Linked DNA regions of Homo sapiens: region 2 is linked to region 1. A link is a contact called in ENCODE Hi-C or POLR2A ChIA-PET data. All regions are on one chromosome and are shown on one strand. The core of a region is the stretch at or near the end of the contact, and the rest is flanking DNA. Distances in the headings are between cores, read along the strand shown. Region 1 has its middle 130 kb from the start of LINC01987. Region 2 overlaps LOC105371908 (a long non-coding RNA gene).

What was found. A loop is a pair of places that touch in the nucleus more often than their neighbours do. ChIA-PET counts read pairs that join two places held with the same protein, here RNA polymerase II (POLR2A). Pooled maps may share reads with other maps.
Region 2: a loop to region 1 is called in a map of aorta, with 1.9 times the contacts of the local background. The contact joins two enhancer-like sites. A Hi-C loop is called at or near these places in 1 of 168 maps with a recorded cell type or tissue (aorta) and 3 of 50 pooled maps. POLR2A ChIA-PET finds 5 or more read pairs at or near these places in 2 of 52 experiments (CD4-positive, alpha-beta memory T cell and H1).

What each region holds. Positions count from the first base shown.
Region 1 is chr17:77,601,058-77,603,757 of GRCh38, forward strand. No RefSeq gene overlaps it. Among named protein-coding and RNA genes, the nearest start is that of LINC01987, 130 kb to the right of the region's middle. Within about 2 kb of position 1,439, at least 16 of the 41 ENCODE cell types and tissues checked have a DNase peak (open chromatin) inside an H3K27ac peak, as active enhancers do.
Region 2 is chr17:77,795,152-77,797,851 of GRCh38, forward strand. It overlaps LOC105371908 (a long non-coding RNA gene), which reads right to left. Exons shown (of 4, transcript XR_935001.2): 4 at 2,505-2,700. Among named protein-coding and RNA genes, the nearest start is that of LINC01987, 68 kb to the left of the region's middle. RefSeq lists an enhancer at 1,728-2,227. Within about 2 kb of position 1,405, at least 2 of the 41 ENCODE cell types and tissues checked have a DNase peak (open chromatin) inside an H3K27ac peak, as active enhancers do.

The sequences.
Region 1 (2,700 bases), core at 189-2,688:
CTGTCCTCGCCCCGCTGGCTGGTCTGAGGTGGCTCACTGAGCTGGGCGTAGCTTGAAGCCTCCCTTGGTCCCCTCCAGTCAAGACTGGATTTTCCCGCCAGCTCCCAGCCACTGTCCTTCCTCCCCAGGAACCTTCCGCTGTGTTTTTTGCAAAGTCAGGCTCTCCTAACTCTCTCTCACACCCCTTCCTGTTCAGGCTCCAACTTTCTCTGCCCAGAAGCCCTTGCTGGCATTGGTGCCTGTGCCAAGCTTGCTCAGTGGGAGGTGGGTTCACAGCCTCTCACCTCCTTCCCTGCTCGCTGTCCACAGGACTGTCCAAGTAAAGGTTCCCCTCAACACCACCCCTTCCCTCAACCCCGTCCCAGGTCACCACTCAGAATGACAGCGCTAACCCTTTCTACCCTGCTCAAATCCCAACCCTCACCTTCTGGGGCTGCCCCTGCCTGCCCAGATCACCTTCTTGCTGAGAAAATGGAAGCGTTAAACTCTCAATCCTCTTCAAAGCTCATTAGCCAGAGAAAGCTACACATCAAATTGATTTTAATTCTCCGGGTTCTGGCTAACGCAATGACTTCAGGCCACAGGCGGGGAGGGCAGGGTTATTTTTTTGAGGCTTGCTGGTGTCTCTCTGCCCTTTCCTTCTGGCTGGCTCATGATTCTTGCAATGTGACAAGCTCTGCGCAGTCCCAGGGCCAGGACGCAGGGCGAGCCTTGTGCTCCCCAGGGGCAGGATGGGGGCGGAGGGATGGAGGAGGTGCTGAGCCCACAGCAGTCTCCCTTCCCAGGGCCCTACCCAGAAGCTGTCCCGCCACTCATAAAGAGCCTGAAAGATGGAAAGGATCTCTCTCTTATTCTTGTAATATACTTTGCCCAGAATTCATGATGAAATACATTTTCTCCAGAACGTTTTATGCAGTTAATGGTGTAAAATCAAACCGACTGTTGTCAGACCATTCTCAGTGCCTCCCCTAACCCCAGTATTTGTGCTGAAGATGGTGGGAACTCAATTTGCCCTTCCAGAATATCGCAGAGCCTGGCCCCAGCCTGAGCAATGGCAGCTCTCCAGGAGCCTGAGGTCTGAATCTGCCTGGTACAGCATCCTGGAGAGCACGTGCAGACACAGAAGTACTGTGTGCCCTGTGAAATAGTGGGCCAGGTAGGCATTCTGTCCCATCTGTCATGTGCTCCCTCTGTGTGGCTGCCCTGGAGGTTCTGAGGAGGCCTGCGGGGAGGCCCTAGGTTGTTCCAAACCACCTCTATAAATAGCCAGCTTCAGGAATTCACTGGGAGCCAGGCTGTTTTTATAGGCTTGTATCTTCGTTTTTCCAGTAATCCAGCTGAGTGCTTCTGGACCCGGGCCCCCACCAGGGAACTGACAACCCCACATCTGCCACAGGCAGAAAACTTGTGGGGGTCAAGGGAAGCTCTTTCTCTGCCATTTAAGAAGGAATAGTGGGGGCCGGGGCTGCCAGCCCGCTTGGCTCACAACTTTTGGACTGTCTGGCATTGTGGCCAGCACGTGACTGTGGTTATTTGGGGCAAGCAGGGGTGCCCAAGTCCAGACACATCTCCTCCCAGGCCTGTCCCTCACTGACACATCTGGTAAGCATGCGACGGAGAGAACACTGTGTAACAGGAACCAACGCTGGGCTGTCCCAGGCATCCTTTATGGAGAAAAACTCTTTCTATGGGATCTGAATGCTTCTGCTCTTAAATAATCAGTGTGAATTTCTTCTAAGCAGCCAGTGACTAGCCAACAGTTCGAGTAGGGCAAAGTCAATGATGGACTGGATTTCATTTCTCATCAGTGGCATGAGGGGGGTGAACCAGGGGGTCTCCAGTCCCACTTAGACTCAATTCCATAACCTCAACCAAGCACCTGAGCACGCCGGGCACCTGGGGAACCGAGGGACTTGGTACCAGGAGTGGGGCCCACAGGGCCCTGTGAGCGTGTGGTCAGGGGTGGGGAGAAGCCACGGAGGTCGAGGCAGGGTTGTGCTCGCTCAGAGAACCAGATGGCCAAAAGTCCCAGGAAAGCTGGTCTCTATCCATGCTCAACACAGCTTTTCCTTGTGAAGGGAGAGGGAGGAAAGGGATTACCGGCGCCGGGGAGAAAGAGCCCAGAGCCCCGAGGGAGGTGTGGACAGAGCACTCATGAAGATGAGGAAGAGGAGCTTGAGCGCAGGGACAGTGCACAGCACAGTCTGCATCAGAGGAGATGTCTGGGGTCAGACAGAGACTGAGGGGCCTGCCCCTTGGGGCCCGGTGGCCAGGACTTGGTGCAAAAGCCCCCGCCCCCCACAGCCTCCCTGCTCCGAGCCCCTGGCCTTGTGCATCTCCTGCTCTCCTTCCTGAACTAGCGTTGACCTCACATCGCAGCTGCCCTTCCCTGGCTTCATTTATTCAGGAGAGATCTATGGACTACCGCCATGAGGCACGCTCACTCTCTGTTCAGACCTGACGGCGGATCCCGAGCCACGGACCCTGGCGTTCTCCCCACAGATCAGCTCACCTTCACCCTTTTGATGTTGCCACTTCCAGCTGTTCCAGGGAGATGCCTCCTTGGTCTAGCCCAGCCCCAGGCACACTCTGAACGCAGACCTCAGGCAGCCACCCCAGACCCAGCAGAGGGGACACCAGCATGGGCAGCGCAAGTGGGCCTGACATCAGGAAAGCGACCATCCCTGCCTGTCCCTCCAG
Region 2 (2,700 bases), core at 155-2,654, 190 kb after region 1:
CATAACCCCTGGACCAGCATGTGAAGTGATCATCCCAAACCCATCATGAGAGACCAAAGGGGGTCTTGGGATTCCTAAGGGCATTTAGCCCAACCTAAGGATTTGAAAATGTACCTGCCGGACATGGAGAAACTGGCACCTTGGGTGTTTTAAAGGACAAATTGTAGGTACACAGGAAAAGAGAAGTGGGAGGGGCATAGAGGCAGGATATTGTAGAAGTAAGTGCTGATGAATGTGGGAGGGTCAACTGTGGGCAGTCTGTAGTGCAGGTGACGGTGGACTATACAGGCTAAGGCAGGGAGCGGCAGGAGACAAGGCCGGGAGAGTCACTGGGGTCTGGGGAAGGTCAGAAGGAGCCTTGAATGGCATACTCAGGATTCGATCTCCCTCCAATAGGCAAAGGGTGCCACCAAAGGGCTCTGAGCTGGGTGAGCGGCTTTGATTTAGAGTTTCCAGAAATGGCTCCGGCATCAGGGCATGAAGGAGGATTAACACCAAAGGCACAAAGTTTGGGACCTGAACTAGGACATTGGTATTAGGAAGAGAAAAGAGACAAATATCTAAGAAATATTTAAAAGATGTAACTGGCCAGACCAGGCATCAGAGTCAACATGGTGGGCAAGGAAGAGCTGCCATTGTGTGTCTCCCGGATATGGGCTCTGATCTCCAGGTCAGAGAAAACTGCAGGCTGGCCTCAGTAGATCCCAGAGGCAGAAGCGACATCCACCAAGCCTGCCTCACTGGGCTGGAGCAGCCTGGCATCTGTGCACCAGCCTCCTGCTGACCTCTCACCGGCTGTCAGGACAGCCCAGGGCAGAGAGGTGACATCCAGGCTACCCGAGGCAGCAGGTCAAACCCAGCTAAGTAACTAAATAAAGATATGATTGTAATGATGATTAAATATGAAGCACCTCATTAATTTCATGTGAGAGGTGGGGAAAACACAAGATAGCCCTTCCTCGAAACTCATTGTTTGCCTGGCCCTGAGACATCCCCACGCGATGTCTTGTTGGGTCTAATTTAAGTATGTACATTTAATGGTTCAGTAAGTAAAATTGCCTTTATTGTTTGGAATGGTTTTTGCAATAATTTATGGGCTTGGCTGGTTCATTTGACGGGTCCCTATGATGGAGTACGTGTCGGCCCTGAAGCGGGTATTTATATAAAGCACTCAGGGAGAATTCAGCCCTGCGGCCCTGAACATCATATTCCCAGGCAGCAAGGGAGACTGGTGGAGGCCACCCTGACCCGGGAGAGGCAGCTGCATACACCCAGGACCGCTGCAGCTTTGGGCACCCTGGAGGGTTGAGGGGCAGGAGCCCAGTGAGCCTAAACCCTTTATTCTTTGGTTCTGAAGTGCCCTGGCAGTGCAACTTGGCACACAGAAACTGGAAAGAATGAGAAGCACTCGGAATGGGCAAAAACCTAGATGTTTTCCCACCCACTTGCCCTGGCCGCCAAGGCCTGAGTCATCCATCACCCACTTTCTGACCCAGCCTGCATCTTGGTCCTCCTCCTTGGATTCTGGGAGGAGAGGGGAGGTTTCCATTGCTAGCCCCAACCCTGGCAAACACTCCACACCCATGCCTGCTGGGGGCAGCTGGGGACAGCTGGGAATGGGGAAACTCATCCACAGAGAATAAAGGGCCAGCAAGTGATGAGTGGACATGACCAGCAAATGGGCCAGGCCCAGGAATGGATCCTGACCCAGTCTGAGGAGGGGCCAGGGCCGGGGCAGGGGCCAGCTGGAGGACCAGAGGGAGGGTCCAGATGGGACCCAGGGTGTCCATCTCACTGGGGACGAGGCAAACGCAGCTACCATGAGAAGATGGAGGTCTGGGAGGCAGGGCCCCGAGGCTCTTCCACACATGATGGATTTACTAGGTGGGGGGATAGAGTAGGTTGTAGCAGAAATTTGATCCTCTTTCATTTTGCCCTGGGGTAACTGGTGAACAGTCTTGAGCTCCTGCCAGCTGGAGCCAAAGAGGGGGAGCTCAGGGACGGCAGGTCGTTTTATGCCGTTGATCAATTCCTTGACCCTGCCCCTCCATTCTTTTTCCATCTCCTCCCCCTGTACTTTTGAGCCCTCCTCACTCTTGAAAAAAAAAAAAAGCCAGTACTGGAAATTAAAATTGGGTAGACAGAGAACCATTTACCGCTTTGATTACCTAACTTCTTTCTTGAGCCGATGGTAAACTAGCCCAAGTTTAAAATATCCCACCTTTGGGCCTGGAGCTGTGGCTCCCACCTTGGGAGGCCAAGGCAGGCAGATCATTTGAGATCAGGAGTTTGAGACCAGGCTAACCAACGTGGTGAAACCCCATCTCTACTAAAAATACAAAAATTAGCCGGGTGTGGTGACCCATTCCTGTAATCCCAGCTACTCAGGAGGCTAAGGCAGGAGAATCACTTGAGCCCGGGAGGTGGAGGTTGCAGTGAGCCGAGATCACGCCACAGCACTCCAGCCCAGGTGACAGAGTGAGACTCCATCTCAAAAAAAAAAATCAAATAAAAAAATAAAACATCCCACCTTTAAAGGGCACAGACATTTTTAATCTGGTCTCAATGATGCTGCTACTGGCACACAGCAAATGGGTGGTGCCTCCAGAGGGAAGGACGGCAAGTGTGGTCCGGGAGCTGATAAGATGCCTCCCTCCCTGCACTCAGCTCCGGCCAGCAGCCTCCTTATTCTGGGAGGGG